Regions from separate parts of the Homo sapiens genome. Here region 2 is linked to region 1. Evidence: chromatin loops called from intact Hi-C (ENCODE). Cell type or tissue: Caco-2. All regions are shown on one strand. Links, peaks and the distances in the headings refer to the core of each region. The heading gives the core; the rest is flanking DNA. Region 1 overlaps CNTN5 (contactin 5). Region 2 has its middle 160 kb from the start of ARHGAP42.

Region 1 (9,323 bases), core at 444-8,443:
GCATTGAATTGCTAGATTGCTTTTGGCAGTATGGTCATTTTGACAATATTGATTCTACCCATCCATGAGCATGATGTGTTTCAATTTGTGTTGTCTATGATTTCTTTCAGCAGTGTTTTGTTGTAGAGGTCTTCCACATCGATGGTTAGGTATATTCCTAAGTATTTTATTTTTATTTTTTTCAGCTATTGTAAAAGGCATTGAGCTCTTGATTTGATTCTCAGCTTGGCTGCTGTTGGCATATAGCAGAGCTACTGACTTTTGCATATTAATTTTGTAACCTGAAACTATGATGAATTCATTTATCCGTTCTAGGAGCTTTTTTGTCTTCATGTATACAATCATATCATCAGCAAACAGTGACAGTTTGACTTCCTCCTTACCAATTTGGATGCCCTTTATTTCTTTCTGTTGTCTGATTGCTCTGGGTAGGACTTCCAGTACTATGCTGAATAGAAGTGGTGAGAGTGGGCATCCTTGCCTTGTTCCAGTTCTCAGGGGAAATGGTTTCGAGTTTTCCCCATTTATAATATTGGCTGTGGGTTTGTCATAGACAGGTTTTATTACCTTAAAGTATGTCCCTTGTATGCCAATTTTGTTGAGGATTTTAATCATAAAGAGATGCTGGATTTTGTCAAATGCTTTTTCTGTGTCTATTGAGATGATCATGTGATTTTTAATTCTGCTTATGTGGTGTATCACATTTACTGACTTACGTGTTAAACTATCCCTGTATCCCTGGTATGAAACCCAGTTGATCATGGTGTATTATCTTTTTGACATAAGGATTTTTGCATCTATGATGATCAGGGATATTGATCTGTAGTTTTCTATTTTTGTTATGTCATTTCCTGGTTTTGGTATTAGGATGATACTGGCTTCATTGAAGGATTTAGGGAGGATTCCCTCTTTCTCTGTCTTTTTGAGTAGTGTCAGTAGAATTGGTACCAATTCTTCTTTAAATGTCTGATAGAATTCAGCTGTGAATCCATGTGATCCTCGACTTTTTTTTTGTTGGCAATTTTTAAATAACCATTTTAATCTCGCTGCTCATTATTGGTCTGTTCAGACGTTCTATATTTCTTGGTTTACTCTAGGAGGGTTGCATATTTCCAGGAATTTATCCCTCTCCTCTAGATTTTCTAGTTTATGCATGTAAAGGTGTTCATCATAGCCTTGAATGGTCTTTTGTATTTCTGTGGTATCAGTTGTAATATCTCCTGTTTTGTTTCTAATTGAACTTATTTGGATCTTCTCTCTTCTTTTCTTGTTTAATCATGCTAATGGTCTATCGATTTTACTTATATTTTCAAAGAACCAGCATTTTGTTTCATTTATCTTTTGTATTTTTCTTTTTTTGTTTCAATTTTATTTAGTTCTCCTCTTTGTTATTTCTTTTCTTCTGCTGGATGTGGGTTTGGATTGTTTTTGTTTCTTCAGTTCTCTGAAGTGTGACCTAAGATTGTCTATTTGTGCTCTTTCAGACTTTTTAATCTAGTCATTTAATACTATGAACTTTCTTCTTATCTCTTAGTTTTTTCTGTATCTCAGAGGTTTTGATAGGTTGTGTCACTACTATCATTTAGTTCAAAGAATTTTTAAATTTCCATCTTGATTTCGTTGTTGAGCCAGCAATCATTCAGGAGCAGGTTTTTTGATTTCCATGTATTTGCATGGTTTTGAGGATTCCTTTTTGAACTCATCTCCAATTTTATTCCACTGTGGTCTGAGAGACTAATTGACATAATTTTGATTTTCTTAAATTTACTGAGACTTGTTTTGTGGCCTATCATATAGTCTATCTTGGAGGATGTTCTGTGTGCTGATGAACAGAATGTACATTCTGGAGTTGTTGGGTAGAATGCTCTGTAGATATCTGTTAGGTCCATTTGTTCTAGGTTTTAGTTTAAGTCCATTGTTTCTTTGTTGACTTTCTGTCTTGATGACCTATCTAGCACTGTCAGTGGAGTATTAAAGTATCCCACTGTTATTGTGTTGTCATGTATCTCATTCCTTAGGTCTAGTATTAATTGTTTTATAAACTTGGGAGCTCCAATGTTAGGTGCATATATATTTAGAATTGTGATATTTTCCTGTTGGACTAGTCCTTTTATCATTATATAATATCCCTCTTTGTCTTTTTAAACTGCTGTTGCTTTAAAGTTTGTTTTGTCTGATATAAGAATATCTACTCCTGCTCACTTTTGATATCCATTTGCATTGAATATCTTTTTCCACCTTTTTACCTTAAGTTTATATGAGTCCTCATGTGTTAGGCAAGTCTCCTGAGGACAGCAGAAACTTAGTTGGTGAATTTTTATCTATTCTGCCATTCTGTATATTTTAGGTGGAGCATTTAGGCCATTTACATTCAATGTTATTATTGAGATATGAGGTACTGTTCTATTCATCATGCTATTTGTTGCCTGAATACCTTGTTTTTTGTTTCCATTGTGTTATTGTTTTACAGGTCCTGTGAGATTTATGCTTTGAGGAGGTTCTATTTTGGTGTGTTTTGAAAATTTGTTTCAAGATTTAGAGCTCCTTTTAGCAGTTCTTGTAGCGCTGGCTTGGTAGTGGTGAATTCTCTCAGCATTTGTTTGTCTGGAAGAGACTGTATCTTTCCTTTGTTTATGAAGCTTAGTTTCACTGGATATGAAATTCTTGGGGGATAATTGTTTTGTTTAAGGAGGCTAAAAATAAGACTCCAATTCCTTCTAGCTTGTAAGGTTTCTGCTGATAAATTTGCTGTTGCTCTGATAGGTTTTCCTTCATAGGTTACCTGATGCTTTTGCCTCACAGCTCTTAAAATTTCCTTCGTCTTGACTTTAGATAACATGATGACTATGTGCCTAGGTGATGATCTTTTTGTGATGAATTTCCCAGGTGTTCTTTGAGTTTCTTATATTTGGATGTCTAGAGTTCTAGGAATGCTTGGGAAGTTATCTTTGATTATTCCCTCAAGTATGTTTTCAAAACTTTTAGATTTCTCTTCTTCTTCAGGAACATCAAGTATTCTTAGGTTTATCCATTTAACATAGTCCCAAACTTCTTGAAGGCTTTGTTCTTTTTAAAAATTCCTTTCTGTTTGTCTTTGATGGATTGAGTTAATTCAAAAGCCTTGTCTTTGAGCTCCAGAGTTCTTTCCTCTGCTTTTTGATTCTATTGCTGAGATTTTCCAGTGCATTTTGCATTTTTCTAAGTGTGTCTTTGATTTCCAGAAGTTGTGATTTTTTTAAATTTGTGCTGTGTATTTCACTGAAGAATTTCTCCTTCACATTCTGTATCATGTTTTTGAATACTTTAAGTTGGCCTTCACCTTTCTCTGGTGCCTCCTTGATTGTCTTAGTAATTGACCTTCTGAATTCTTTTTGTGGCAATGCAGAGATTTCATCTTGGTTTGGATCCATTGCTGGTGAGCTGGTATGATCTTTTGGGGGTGTTAAAGAACCTTGTTTTGTCATATTACCAGAATTGTTTTTTCCGGGTCTTTCTCATTTGGGTAGACTATGTTAGAGGGAAGATCTGGGATTAAAGCGTTGCTATTCAGGTTCTTTTGTCCTATGGGGTGCTCCCTTGATGTGGTGTTCTCTCCCTTTCCCTAGCAATAAGGGTTCCTGAGAACTGAACCATAGTTATTGTTTTTGCTCTTCTGGGTCCAGCCACCCAGCAGGGCTACTGGTATTCTGGCTGGCATTGGAGGCTGTCTGCAAAGAGTCCTGTGATGTGAGTCATCTTCAGGTCTTGCAGCCTGGATATCAGCACCTGCTCCAGTGGTGTTAGTTGGGGAGTGAAGTGGACACTGTGAAGGTCCTTGGTTGTGCTTTTGTTTAGTGTGCAGTTTTTGGGTTAGTTGGCCTCCAGCCAAGTGGTGGCACTTTCAAGAGCACACCAGCTGCAGTCCTATAGGGAGGATGCAAACTTGCCCTAAGCACAGCTGTTTAAGTATTCAGGTTTCTCAGGCAGTGGCTGGGGCCTTAGAGTTTTCAAGAAATTAAGACCTTTGTCTTTGGCTACCAGGGTGGATAGAAAAAGACTACCAGGTAGGGGCAGGGATAGCCATTTCTGAGCTCAGCCTCTCTTTGAGTGGGGCTTGCTGTGGCTGCTGTGGAGAATGGGGGTGTGGTTCCCAGTCCAGTGGAGTTATATTCCCAAGGGGATTAGAGCTGCCTCTGCTGAGTCATACAGGTCACCAGGGAAGTAGGGAAAACCCAGCAGTAACAAGCCTCAACCTGCTCTTACACAGCCTGCAGTCCTAAAGGCTGGTCTCACTCCCACCACGCCCCCCTCCAATAGCACTGAGTTTATTTCCGGGCAGCCAGTGATCAAGACTGAGAACTTATCCCAGACTGCATGCCTCCTCGTTGAAAAACCAAGCCGACTCAGTTTTTTAGCATCTCAAGGAGCTTTCAGTGGTGATCCAGTTCCTTCAAAGGGACTGTGGATTCTCTTGGCTTTCCTGGTATGTTCCTTTGGTAGTTCTTGGAGCACAAGTTCACCATGTGAGTTTTCACATGCTGCTCTGTCCATCTGAGCAGGAGCTGCAAGCTAGTTCTGCCACCTATCTGCCATCTTCAGGTTTTTCTTTTTCTTTTTTTTCTTTTTTGCAAGGTCTGATATGGTTTGGATTTATGTCCCCATCCAAATATCATGTCAAATTGTAATCCCCAATTTGGAGGTGAGGCTTAGTAGGAGTTGATCAGATCATGGGGACAGATTTCCCCCTTGCTGTTCTTTTGATAGTGAATAAGTTCTCGGGAGATGTGGTTGCTTAAAAGTCTGTGGCACCTCCCACCTGTCTCTTCCTTCTTCTCTGGCTATGTAAGATGTGCCTGCTTCTCCTTTGCCTTCCTGCCATTATTGTAAGTTTGCTGAGGCCTCCTCAGCCGGACTTCCTGTACAGCTTGTTGAACTGTAAGTCAATTAAACCTTTTTTCTTTATCAATTACCCAGTCTCAGGTAGTTCTTCATAGGATTGCAAGAAGGGACGGTCTCATTTGAGACACGGTCTCATTTTATTTGTCCTGTATTAGTCCTAGGCTGGAGTGCAGTGGCATGATCTGAGCTTACTGCAGCCTGGATCTCCTAGGCTAGAGTGATCCTCCCACCTCAGCCTCCCTAGTAGGTAGGACTACAGGTGTGCGCCAACACACCCAGCTAATTTTTAATTTTTTTTTTTGGTAGCGACATGGTCTCGCTATGTTGCCTAGGCTGGTCTAGGACTCCTGGCCTTAAACGGTCCTACTGCCTTGGCCTCCCAAAGTGTTGGGATTGCAGGTGTGAGCTATCATGCCTGGCCTGCTTGTTAGGTTTTAAAAATACAACTCTTAGCACTTGTATTCTGTTACTTCTATACCTTTAATTGTACTCAGTGATCACTGCTAACTCAATGTTGTACTCCCTGCATTTAGTAGACACCACTCTATTTTCTGCTTTTATTAAATGTAGAAGAAAAATCTTTTTGATTTTTGCATCTTTGAGAGTAATTTTGTCTTTCTACTAATTGGTTTTATTAATAATCAAATTTTGTCTTTCTATTAATCAGTTTTATTTTTAATGAAAATGCATATTGAAATTTGATATTTTACCAGGTCTTGAGTTCTAAAAACTTGTTAATTCAACTATCCATTCGAAGGTATTTTTTGACTCAGTGTTATTTACCAAACACTGTGCCTAGGGCCAACTGAGAATCAATGGTGAGTCAAAATAGATGAAGTCCCTGCCCTCTTGGAGTTACAGTCTACTTAGGGCACGATCTGTTGAATAAATGATCACACCCACAAATGTAAAACTCGGGTTTTGATCAGAGGTTTATGGGAAGCTATATATTGATACAGATCTAACTTGAGGGATAGGACTCCGTGGGCAGGGGCTGGTCAGGGAAGTCTTCACTAAGGCAGAGACAGTTACATTGAAGGCTGAGAGATGATTGGGAGTTCAGCAGGCAAAGGGAGAGGGAAGGCAGAGGCATCCTGTGTGCAGTCTGGAAAGAGGGGGATGTGGGGCTGAAGAAAGTACAGTTAGGCAGATGTGGAGGGTGATCCGTGTGTGGTGCACTTGATGCTGGAGTCATAGATGGAGCCAGATCTTGTAGTTGGCCATGTTAAGGAGCTAGGATTAGTAAAAACCAAAAATGTCCTATGTGCAAGTGTAACACATGGAATGCTTTTAAGCAGGATGAGGCTGGGAGTGTGCCTGTGGCACAATTAGGTTTGTGTTTTGAAAAGATACACACAGCGGTATCAAGTTAGTTTTTGTTTTAAACTACATAAATTAGATCCTTCTTTTGTTAAAAACTTCCTTTTGTTAAAAAGGCTTCCTTTTGCACTTAGAATAAATTCCAAACTTCTCACCATGGCTTCAAGGCTCTACCTGATATAGTCTCTATACTTCTGCATCTCACTTTGTCCACTGCCTTCTAGCAAAATGGGCCTCAAACGTTCAATCACATTCTCAATTTAGAGTTTTTGAGCTTTTGGTGCCCAGTGACTGAAAGCTCTTTTCACAGTTCTCCAAATGGCTATCTCCTTCTTTTCAGATAGGTTTCAGCTTAACCAAGAAGCCTCCTTGGCCACTTCTTTAAAGAAACCACCCCTCCCTTAGTCACTCTCTCTCACATCATTTTAATTTTTAATATAATTATTATTACAACTATCACATGTGAAATTATCCTAATTTATTCATGATTGCTTTATGGTAGCAGATGGAGGCACTCAATAATTTGTCTTACTGAATAAACAGTTGAAATATAAAGGGCAGATTGGAAACGGGTTAGTGTGGATACATCAAGAGCTTTTAGGAGATGTTGCTGGAGTCTTGGTCAGAAATGAGCGTAGCTTAAACTAGGGGCATGGTGGAAGATATAGGGATGTGTATGGATGAATAAATATTTAGAAGATAAAATCAATAGTCTTTGGTGATGGATTAATTATGGGAGTGACAAAGATGGGGCTGTTAAGATTTTAATATTTCTTGAAACATTGGAATTTCTCTATCTTAAATGTCAGAATTTTTTCCTTGTTGCTTTGTTTTTGGAGTTTTGTTCACTTTTTTTCTGTTATTCCTTTTGTTCCATATATTCTATCTTCTTCGCAGATACCTATTATGTATGAGCCAAATCTATTCTGTCTTTCACGTCTACCATTTTCTCTCACATCTTAAAAATAAAATTTTCTTATTGATTTACTTTGCATTCTACAATTATTTCTCAAGTTTGTACTCTGAAGCATTGGTTTAAATAGTTAATACTATCAAGTTTACATCTTATTGCTTCCAATGAATATTTTAGTCACTTTGATTTTGATTTTATTGTATTCTCTTCCTATTCTGAATTGTTCTTTAAATATAAAAGAACTATTCTCGTTTATCTCATTGAGGTTAGAACTATATATTTAAAATTTTTCTTCTGATTTACAAGAAAATCTTTTCTAGGAAAAGGAATTCATACTAAAGCTAATCATTCATTTCCTTCTTTCTAAGGTTTTTCTTCTATATGTTTTTCTCTTTCAAAGATTTTCCTTCAGTCTCATCACCTTTGTGTCTTATCTGACTGATCTTCAACTGTTCTAAAAATGAGTTTAAGGATTATTTGAATGGTGAGACATCCATTTCTAGACTTTATCTCCCAGACCAGTAGTCTATGCTGTGCAGGGAGATGCCAGATTATTGGTTGTTGGTATAAGCCTCTACTCGTATTTTCAAACAACCCAAAGAAATCTAACCAGGTTTGGGCTGAAAACCACAGCTTCATATGTATGAGTGAAGTTGTTTTGTTGAAGAAAAGATAAAGGGCCAGAGGCTATTTCATTGCTTGCTTGAACCTAGAAAATGGGATTTTGAGGCTGGGTCACTGCACAAAGATGAAAGGAAAGAAAAACCTAGAAAACACTCTGATAACTTTGTTTTATACCACTCACTGTGATTGCAGTGAGGACTGTCTTTTCTGATGGTTTCATGGGTGCTTTAAGGGGGAATTAAGGAAAGTTGGTTTTACATGCTTTCGTTCAATTTACTGTCATTTCTAACACAAAAGTTGCAACTAATTTAAATTGAGGGTTAGAGGACAGATATTTCACTGATAGCATAGTTTCACTACTAATTCCTTACCTTCAGATATATTTTGGAATATCATGACCTTTTTCCTGTTAGTGGTTAGATTGCTTTTTACATTCTTCCTGTCTTATACAGCATCTAAGATCAGGCATGTCCTTCTACTAAGAGTTTCAAAATCCTATATGTGGGGAGCACATTTTCCATGAAAGTTGAATTTGTTTTGATTGGCAAAGTCCCTGCTTGCGTCAATTTAGTTCATCTCCAGTTTCCCAAACTCTTGAATTTAGTACTAGATATAGTTATTAAATTGGCTATTCACAATCAATACTTTGAGATATGCTGGCAGTCAGTATTATTAAATTGCATGCATATTAGTTACTTTGTGCCCAGAGGTAATTTTACCATAAAGGATGCAATTTAATGAGTTACATAAAATAAATAAATGATGCTTAGTTAAACTTTTGAATATTTATGAGGCAGTTCAACAGTGATTAGATGATATGAGGTGAGAAAGTTTAAAATGCAGAAGAAACATAATAATGGATATTAGTTACTGAATAAATTTGTATTTATTTTTCCTAGAAGCTGTTATTGCTGCATAAAGAAAATATACTGAAGATTAGCTATAAATATAATTAAATATTTTCCTAACACATGTAGTTCAGTGTATGTCTTTTACAAATATTAGTTGCCTTCTTCATATTCTTTATTGAAACATTTTGAAAGAGAGAATATTGAATAGAAAAAATTCTAAGAGCATTTAATTATAACTGATGTACTTGAATATGTTTTGTGAGATGACCTGTAAATTGAGAAAAGAAATTTTATTTGAGGAACGCAAGTCCTTTTGATTATTATAGCCAGAGAAACATTAAAATGAGACTGCAACCATGCCCCACTTCCCCTTTGAGCAATGTATTTATCTTTTGAAACTGCTTGCTATTGCTACAAGTAGCTACTAATTAATAATGCCACATCAGACACTATAACCCTATAGCTTCACAATGTATAGCCATTCACTAATCAATGCTATTTCTGTAAATAAATGAGAATTCCTGAGAAAGGACTTTGTATCAGCCCACTCCCTTCCCACCGCTGCCCTTTCTTTGCCTTTAAAAATCTATTTGTTACTGCTACTAATCAGAGTGTATATTCAGGGCAACTTGAATCTATACTCCTGGGTTGCAGTCCTCAAACTTGGCCCAAATGAACACTTTATCTATATTCGTTTTCCTAAGCTTCTTCCTTTTAGGTTGACATATTACAATATT
Region 2 (9,323 bases), core at 465-8,464, 200 kb before region 1:
ATTGGGCTGATGGGGTGTCCTTTGCCGGTGACCTGACCTTTATCTCTAGCTGCCTTTAACATTTTTCTTTCATTTCAACCTTGGAAAATCTGATGATTATGTGTTGTGGGGATGATCTTCTTGTGAAGCATCTTGCTGGAGTTCTCTGCATTTCTGAAATTGAATGTTGGCCTTCCTAGCTAAGGTTGGTGAAGTTCTCATATTCTGAAATATGTTTTCGCAGTTGGGTTTATTCTCCCCATCTCTTTCAGGGACATCAAGGAATCATAGATTTGGTCTCTTTACATAATCCCATATTTCTCAGGGTTTATTATTTCTTTTCATTCATTTTTCTGTATTCTTGTCTTCCTGTCTTATCTCAGAAAGAGTCTTCAAGCTCTGAAATTCTTTCTTCTGCTTGGTCTATTCTACTATTAATAATTGTGATTGCATTGTGAAGTTCTCGTAGTGTGTTTTTCAGTTCTATTAGTTTGGTTACAATCTTCTTTATACTGGCTATTTCATCTGTCAGCTCTTGCATTGTTTTATCATGATTTTTAGCTTCCTTGGATTGGGTTTCAACATATTCCTGTAGCTCAATAATCTTTATTTCTATTCATATTCTGAATTCTATTTCTGTCATTTTAGCTATCTCAGCCCAGTTCAGAACCCTTGCTGGAGAGGCATTGTGGTCATTTGGAGGAAAGAAGGCACTCTGGCATTTTGTGTTTTCAGGGTTCTTGCACCAATTCTTTCTCATCTTTGTGCGCTTATCTCCCTTCAGTCTTTGAGGTTGCTGACCTTTGGATGGGTTTCTTTTTTCTTTTATCCTATTTGATGACCTTGAGGGTTTTGTTGAGGTATAAGGTCGATTCAGCCAACTAGCTTTGTTTCTGGGAGATTTTATGGGGCCAACACTCAGCTTTTAACTCCTGGACCATGTTCTCTAACTCTGGGGGACCTCTATTGGGCCCCAACTTTGTCCTCTGGCTCCTTGACATCAGGAACCTACTGTGCTGGGGGAGCCGAGTTGTGTCAGCTGCCATAGTGGTGAAGGCACTGCAGCTGGGTGAGGTGGGGGGCCCCTGATGGCAACTCTGTGCAGTCAGGCTGGAGGTTGTTGGCTTGGGGGTGGGGTACTTGTGGGCACAGGCCTGGGTCCCTTCTCTGTGTCCTGCTAGCTGGAGTGTTTGCTCAGGGCAGGGGAGGATCTGCTGTTCTCTGCACAGTTTTAGCGCAAGGGCAGGGCACTGGCAGGGGCAGGGCTGGCTGGCTCTGTGCCCACCAAGACTTTGTCTGCGATGACAATTGCCAGTGGTGGGGAGTTGGGGGAGCGCACTGCACTCCTACATGCTGGCAGGGCAAGAAAAACAACAACTTGCCCTGCAGACAGTGCCAGCAAAGGGGGAGTTTCCGTGGGCCTGAAAAAAAGCTGCAATATGGGGAGGGAGCAGGTGGGCTGGTGGCTGCAGGGGCTGCCCCACTGGAGCTCTCTGCTAGTCAGAGGAGGCCAGCAGATCAAGGGGTGTTCAGGTCTGACCAAACCTGTCTGATGAGCAAGACACCCTGCAGATATCAGGTATGACAGTTCTCCTAGGCTAAAGTCTCCTATGGAAGCAAGTCGCATCTAGGGGTATGGCCATTGCTGGCTTTGCTCTGCTACAGACACTCCCATACCCAACCCTCTGGGCTCCACATCAGCTGGCTTGGTGCCCCTACCACTTCTCTAAGCAGCTCTCTCTGCCAACTCGAATGTTCATGGTGGTCAAGGAGTCTCCCCCTGCCAGAGTTCCAGAGGCATGTGGTGAGAACAGGGTGCTCCTTGCCAGTTCAACTCACCTATTCCCGGAGAGCTGTTGTGGGCCAGGAATGCTTCCTGGTGTGTGGTAGCCCTGTGCTGGGTTCCCAGCTTTTTTCCATTTCAGCTTCTGTATCTTCTTTCCAGCTTCTGTATCTTCCCTCCATCCACTCTCAGGACTTTCCCTCTGAAGATCTGTCAGGGACATGCCAGTCATCTTGGTCCCTCGATGGGTGGTGTTCCACCTGGCTGCATCTAGTTGGCCATCTTACCCTCCACTCCGATGTCACTCTTTTTACCGTGTAAATGTTCAGTTTTCTCAGAATCATTTATTGAGGATTATCCTTTCCCTATTTTGTATTCTTGGCAGCATTGTTGAAGATTAGTTGACCCTATATGTGTGTATATTTATGGCCTATCTATTCTGTTTTACTGGTATATGTGTCTTTTCTTATGCCAGTATCACACTGTTTTGATTTCTGTAGCTTTGTACCTAAAGACTTTTGTTGTTCTTTATGAGGTCCTGTAGTTCCACATTGTAATGTTTGAGGGCTAAATTTTCTCATTATTGTCCTATACCCTTCAAAGCTGGTCATTTATGCTCAATATGTCTTCTATTTGAATCAAGGCACTATGGTAGACACTGTGGAGGATATATGTGGTACCGAGGTCCCTTCAAATATTTTATTCTCTTTGATACTATTATAAATTGGATTGTTTTCTTAATTTCTTTTTGAATTATTGTCGTTTGTGTAGAGAAATGCAGCTGATTGTTGTATGTTGATTTTGTATCCTGCAATTTTACTACAGTTGTTTATTTGGACAGCTTTTATTTAGGTAAAATCTTCAGGGTTTTCTTTTTTTTTTTTGAGATGGGGTTTTGCTTTTGTTACCCAGGCTGGAGTGCAATGGCATGATCTTGGTCCACTGTAACCTCCACCTCTGGGTTCAAGCAGTTATCCTGCATCGGCCTCCTGAGTAGCTGGGATTACAGGCATTCGCCACCACACCTGGTTAATTTTTGTATTTTTAGTAGAGACGGGGCTTCACCATGTTGGCCAGGCTTGTCTCAAACTCCTGACCTCAGGTGATCCACCTGCCTTGTCCTCTCAATATTCTGGGATTACAGGCGTGAACCACCATGCCCAGTCAATCTTCAGGGTTTTCTATACATAAGATAATGTCATCAGAAAACAGACAACTTTTTTCTTCCTTTTTGTTTATTTTTTATAAGTTATTGGGGTACAGGTGGTATTTGGTTACATGAGTCAGTTCTTCAGTGGTGATTGGTGAGATATTGGTGCACCCATCACCTGAGCAGTAAACACTGCACCATATTTGTAGTCTTTTATCCCTTGCTTCCCTCCCACTCTTCCCCCCAAGTCCCCAAAGTCCACTGTATCATTCTTATGCCTTTGCATCCTCACAGCTTAGCTCCCACGTATCAGTGAGAACATATGATGTTTGGTTTTCCATTCCTGAGTTACTTCACTTAGAATAATAGTCTCCAACCTCATGCAGGTCACTGCAAATGCTGTTAATTCATTCCTTTTTTTGGCTGAGTAGTATCCCATCATATATATATATATATATCTCACAGTTTCTTTGTCCACTCATCGATTGATGGGCATTTGGATTGATTCCATGATTTTGCAATTATGAATTTTGCCGCTATATACATGCATATGCAAGTATCTTTTTTGTATAATGACTTTCTTCCTCTGGGTAGATATCCAGTAGAGGGATTGCTGGACCAAATGGTAGTTCTACTTTTAGTTCTTTAAGGAATCTTCACACTGTTTTCCATAGTGGCTGTACTAGTTTACGTTCCCACCAGCAGTGTAGAAGTGTTCCCTGATCACCACACCCATGTCAACGTCTACTATTTTTTGATTTTTTGATTATGGCCATTCTTGCAGGAGTAAGGTGGTATCATATTGTGGTTTTGATTTGCATTTCTCTGATCATTAGTGATGTTGAGCATTTTTTCATATGTTTTTTGGCCATTTGTATATATTTTTTTGAGAATTGTCTATTCATGTCTTTAGCCCACTTTTTGATGGGATTGTTTGTTTTTTGCTTACTGATATGTTTGAGTTCCGTTCACTTCTTGTATCGTTTTTTGGATTTCCTTGCACTGGGCTTTGCCTTTCTCTGGTGCCTCCCTGATTAGCTTAATAACTAACTTCCTGAATTCTTTTTCAGGGATTTCTTCTTGATTTGGATCCATTGCTGGTGAACTAGTGTGATTTTCTGTGGATGTTGAAGAGCCTTATTTTATCATATCATATCAACCAGAGTTGGTTTTCTGGTTCCTTCTCATTTGGTTAGGCTCTGTCAAAGGAAAGCTCCAGGGTTGAGGGCTGTTGTTCAGATTCTTTTGTCCCATGGGGTGTTCCTTTGATGTATTATTCTCCCTCTTTTCCTATGGATGTGGCTTCCTGCACAAGCTACACTGCACAAGCTGCAGTGATTGCTGTCTCTCTTCTGGGTCTAGCCACCCAGCAAGTGTACCTGGCTCTAGGCTGGTACTGGGAGTTGTCTGCACAGAGTCTTGTGATATGAACCATCTATGGGTCTCTCAGCCATGAATACCAGCACCTCTTTTGGTGGAGGTAGCAGGGATGTACAATGGACTCTGTGAGGGGTCATAGCTTTTGTGGTTTAATGTTCTATTTTTGTGCTGGTTGGCCTCTTACCAGGAGGTGGCGCTTTTCAGACAGCATCAACTGTGGTAGTATGGAGAGGAACCAGCGGTGGGTAGGGTCTTAGAACTCCCAAGATTATATGCCCTTTGTCTTCAGCTACCAAGGGGGTAGGGAAGGACCACCAGGTGGGAGCAGGACTGGGAGTGTCTTAGCTCTGATTTTCCTTGGGCAGATCTTGGTACAGCTGCTGTGGAGGATAGGGGTGGGGTTTCCAGTTCAATGGAGTTGTGTACCTAGGAGGATTATTGCTGCCTCTTTGGAGTCATGCAGGTTGTCAGGGAAGTGGGGGAAAGCCGGCTGTCAAAGGCCTCACACATTTCCCACACAAACCGAAGGGCTGGTCCCATTCTGACCATGCCCTACTATCAGCCTCGAGTCTTTTTCCAGGTGGTGTGCAATCCTGGCTGGAGAACTTGCGCAAGGCTACCTGCCTCCCAGTTGTGAAAGAAAAGGGCTTGGTGCCTCCCCTGCCTGTGGAGTCTGCACACTGGATTGGCACCCACCTCTGAGTTCTGGCCAGGAGGCTTCTTGCCCCATTCAAATTGTTACAAAGTTCAGCTGGAAATTACCTTCTCCCTGTGGTGTTTTCCCCCTACTCCTCTGGCTGCCCTCCTGATGGATCCTTGTGGTGCCAGGCAGGAATGGCCTGCCTGGGGACCCAGTGAGCTGCCAGGGCCTTTGTGATGCTTCCTCTACCCCTGTATTTCTCTTGGCTTTCTAAATGGACTCAGCTCCAGGTAAGGTTGGAAATTTCTCCCACAAACAGGCTTTCAGTTTCCCCAGTGGGAGTGTGTTTTCAGGAGGGAAGGCTCTCCCTTTCCCACTTCTGCAGGTGGGTCACTTACAGTATTTAGAGTGTCTCCCAGGTCCTAGAGGAGCAGTCTGCTTGCTTCAGAGGGACTGTGGATCTTCTCGAGATTGTCGGTTTGTTCTTGCAGTTGATTTGGAGCTACCATTCACAATGTGAGCCTCCGCACGCTGCTCTGTTCTTCTGAGTCGAAGCTGCAATCTAGTCCTGCCTCCTGTCAGCCATGATGATTCTTCCTTTTTAATTGGATGCCTTTTATTTGTTTTTTCTTGTCCCCATATTTTGTTATTGATGTTACAATTTTAATGTTTTTATATTGTGTATCCACTAATATATGATTGCAGCTATGGTTATTTTAATACTTTTGTCTTTGAACTTTTCTACTAGAGGTGAAAGTGCATCACCATAGAGTATTCTGAATTTGACTATATACTTACTTTTATCAGCAAGTTTTAATCAGCATCCTTTCATTTCAACTTGAACAATGTCCTTTAGCATGTCTTGCAAGGCAGGTCTAGTGATGATGAGCTTCCTCACCTATAGCTTGCCTGAGAAAATTTTTATTTCTTCTTCATTTTTGAGGTATAGCTTTGCCAGATATAGTATTCTTGGTTGGCAGGTTTTTTAGTTTTTCTTTTGGCAGTTTAAATATATCATCCCTCTCTCTCCTGGCCAGTAAGGTTTCTGCTGAGAAATCAGCGGATACTCTCATAGAAACTACCTTGTATGTGATTAGTCAATTTTCTCTTGCTGATTTCAAATTTCTCTTATTTTCTTTGACTTTTGATAATTTGATTATAATATTTCTCAATATGATCTTCTTTGGATTGTTCCTATTTGGAGACTTTTGAACTTCATGAATTAGGATGTTCATGTCCTTCCCAAGATTTGGGATGTTTTCTGCCATTATTTATTTTAATAATCATTTTGAGCCTTTGTTGTCTCTCTCTTCTCCTTCTGGACTTCCATAACACATAATTTGGTTCATTTTATGATGTGTCATAATTCTTGTAGGTTTCTTTATTCTTTGTCATTCCTTTTTTTCTTATCTGACTGGCTAATTTCAAATGATCTCTCTCAAATTAACAGCAGTTTAAATTTTAAAATTTCATTCATTGTATTTTTGAGCTCCAGAATTTCTGTGTTTTATAATTTCTGTTTCGCTGTTGAACTTCTCATTTTGTTCATTTCTGATTTTTCGGATTTTGTTTTATTGTCTATCTGTGTTCTCTTGTATCTCACTGAATTTACTTCCTTAGATTGATTATTTGGAATTCTTTGCAAGGCAATTCATGGATCTTTATTCATTTGAGTCCAATTACTGGAAAACTATTTTGTTCCTCTAGTGGTATCATGTTTTCTTGATTTTTCATGTTTCTTGAGGTTTGGGATTGCTGCTTTGCATTTGAAAAAGATCACCTCCTCCAGTCTGTACTGCATGGCTGAAGGAGAAAAATACATTCACCATTCAACCTGGCTAGTTACCCTGGGTATTCCATAGACCTTTTTATGGATGTTCCCATTCCATTCCTTTTGTTCCTTCTTGGGAGAGAAAAATCTTAGGATTGTATTACTTCTCTCAATCCTGTACAGCCAGGCTGAATGTTGAGAGCCTCCCATTTATTTGCCAAAGGGTACCCTAACATGTTAAAAGTTAAGAACCTTTTTTCAGTCTAACAGAGTTGAACCAGCTTTCTAAGATGTACTGCCTTGGGGGTAGGAGTGATGTGGGGCAAGTGAAACTGTTTTTCTTACTCTCTTAAATCCATTGATTCTCAGTTTGTTTGTTTTTTCTCCAAGGGAGTGCTGGCACCTGACTGCTGGACTCCTGGGCTCCTGCAAAGATACTCGTGTTCATGGATGCTTTTGGGGAGGGTTGGTATGAGGGCTAAAATATCTCTCTACCATCTTTCTGACATCACTCCAGCCAGAACTTCTTGATATGATCTTTAAAATGGTTTCAGAGCTCTCATCCAATTACTTTAAAAGTGATTAATATTTATTCCCTAAAGCAGTTTTGACAGAAAGTTCTCCTAATGACAATATTGTCAGTGTAATAATAATAGCAGGAAAAAGTACTTAAGGAATAATTAATAAATTATTTCTTAAATACTTACTCACTTTCTGTTTTAGTCAAGTGTGTCATGATGGAGAAGGAAGATATGTCCTTGAAGAAGCTCTGTTCTGTGGTTTGAATGCCTGACTCTCCTCCAAAATTTACATTCGAATTTAATCCCCAATGTAGTAGTATAAAGAGGTGGAGCCTTTAGGAAGGAACTAAATTTTGAGGGGAGAACCCTCATGAGTAAGAGTAGCAACTGATATGGTTTGGCTGTGTCCCCACCCAAGTCTCATCTTGAATTGAAGTTCCCATAATCTCTACATGTTGTGGGAGTGACCCAATGGGAGGTAATTGAATCATGGGGGTGGGTTTCTCCCATGCCATTCTCATGATGGTTTTGTAAATAGCAGTTCCCCTGAACTCTCTTGCCTGCCATCATGTAAGACATGCCTTTGCTCCTCCTTCGCCTTCTGCCATGATTGTGAGGCCTCCCCAGCCATGTGAAACTGTAAGTCCATTAAACCTCTTTTTCTTTATAAATTACCCATTCTCAGGTATTTCTTCATAGCAGTATGAGAACAGATTAATACAGCAACCTTATAAAAGGGATGGAGGAAACTTTTTAGCTCTCTTTTTATGTCCTTCTGCCTTTTGCCACCAGAGGATATGGCCTAGATTCCCCCTTTCTACCATGTGTGGATAGAATAAGAAAGCCCTCACCAGCTACTGAATGTCAGCACCTTGATCTTGAACTTTCTAGCCTCCAAAATCTGTGAGGAAAAAAAAAATTTTAATACCCTGACTTGAAACTCATGTGAAAAATAAATTACCCAGTCTAAAGTATTTGGTTATGGCAGCACTAGCAGATTAAGACATTTTGGGTCCAGAAGTTAAAGATGGACCCAATTTTTCTTCACTGATTTTCTTATGACTTTAAAAAAAACTTGATCTACTCAGCTTTTATGAGAAGTAGATATCATATCAATATTGAGAAAAAAGGTAGAATCAGAAGAGTCCTAGGAAGGATGGGTGGAAAGAATAGATCTTTCTGGGAACAAATCCTAAGGAAAGATACTAATATTAATAGGTCCAAATTCAGATTAGTAGACCCAGATATTTAAATACCTTTGTTGTAATAGTGGGAAAGGTAAATGGCAGTAATTACTGCAGTAATTCCTGCTCAGGCAGGAGTTGGAGAAACTTAACTGTTTTTGGAAAAGTGAATTGGAAAGATAAAAGGTTAGAATGTATAATCATCATTCTGTTTATATGCCTTGGGCTTAGTTGATTTACCTGAAGCTCTAATCACACTAGCTTGAGTGTAAATATAGGGAATATCAATAATAAATAATGTGATAACTTTCACACTGTGGAATTCCTTCATTAGAGAAGGTGGCTCTATTATTGGGGCAGCAGAAATAGGGTAACAGAAAGCATAGAAGGTATGAGATTAGTTTGATTCCTAGGTAGGCCAGGGTCTTTTCAGGGAAGTGATGGGGTTATTTTCAGCACCATAGTTAGGACTTCTTTTGTTGTTGTTGAGATGAAGTCTCGCTCTGTCACTCAGGCTGGAGTGAAATGGCGTGATCTCGTCTCACTGCAACCGTCGCCTCCTGGGTTCAAGCGATTCTCCTGCCTCAGCCTCTTGAGTAGCTGGGATTACTGGCACCCACCACCATGCCCAGCTAATTTTTGTATTTTTAGTAAAGATGGAGTTTTACCATGTTGGCTGGGCTGGTCTTGAACTCCTGACCTCAGGTGATCCTCCTCCCTAAGTCTCCCAAAGTTCTGGGATTACAGGCTTGAGCCACTGTGCCTGGGCATAGTTAGGACTTCTAATTGACCTTTAAATTTTATCCTGGAAGTTGAGTGTGAGGGTGTGGAGGAAGTCCTATGGATTCTGGCAACAAGATGCCAGATACTTTTCTTTCATGATACCAAGTTATAGCTCATCCATAGATTCAGGCT

Evidence for each region. Hi-C counts contacts between places; a loop is a spot of excess contacts. Peaks named below come from ENCODE experiments on the same cell type or tissue, not always from the same donor. Only the 100,000 strongest peaks of a DNase experiment are listed, where the experiment ranks them.
Region 2: it touches region 1 in a loop (12-fold over the local background); 2 of 110 quality-filtered maps call a loop at or near these places.

Annotation. Positions count from the first base shown.
Region 1 is chr11:100,324,045-100,333,367 of GRCh38, reverse strand. The region is part of intron 21 of CNTN5 (contactin 5); the gene reads right to left. Among named protein-coding and RNA genes, the nearest start is that of ARHGAP42, 360 kb to the left of the region's middle. RefSeq lists an enhancer at 3,602-4,801. In Caco-2, for the core only: no CTCF peak of the experiment used is centred there; a DNase peak (open chromatin) is centred at 4,207.
Region 2 is chr11:100,521,004-100,530,326 of GRCh38, reverse strand. No RefSeq gene overlaps it. Among named protein-coding and RNA genes, the nearest start is that of ARHGAP42, 160 kb to the left of the region's middle. In Caco-2, for the core only: a CTCF peak has its summit at 4,507 (motif pointing right); no DNase peak of the experiment used is centred there.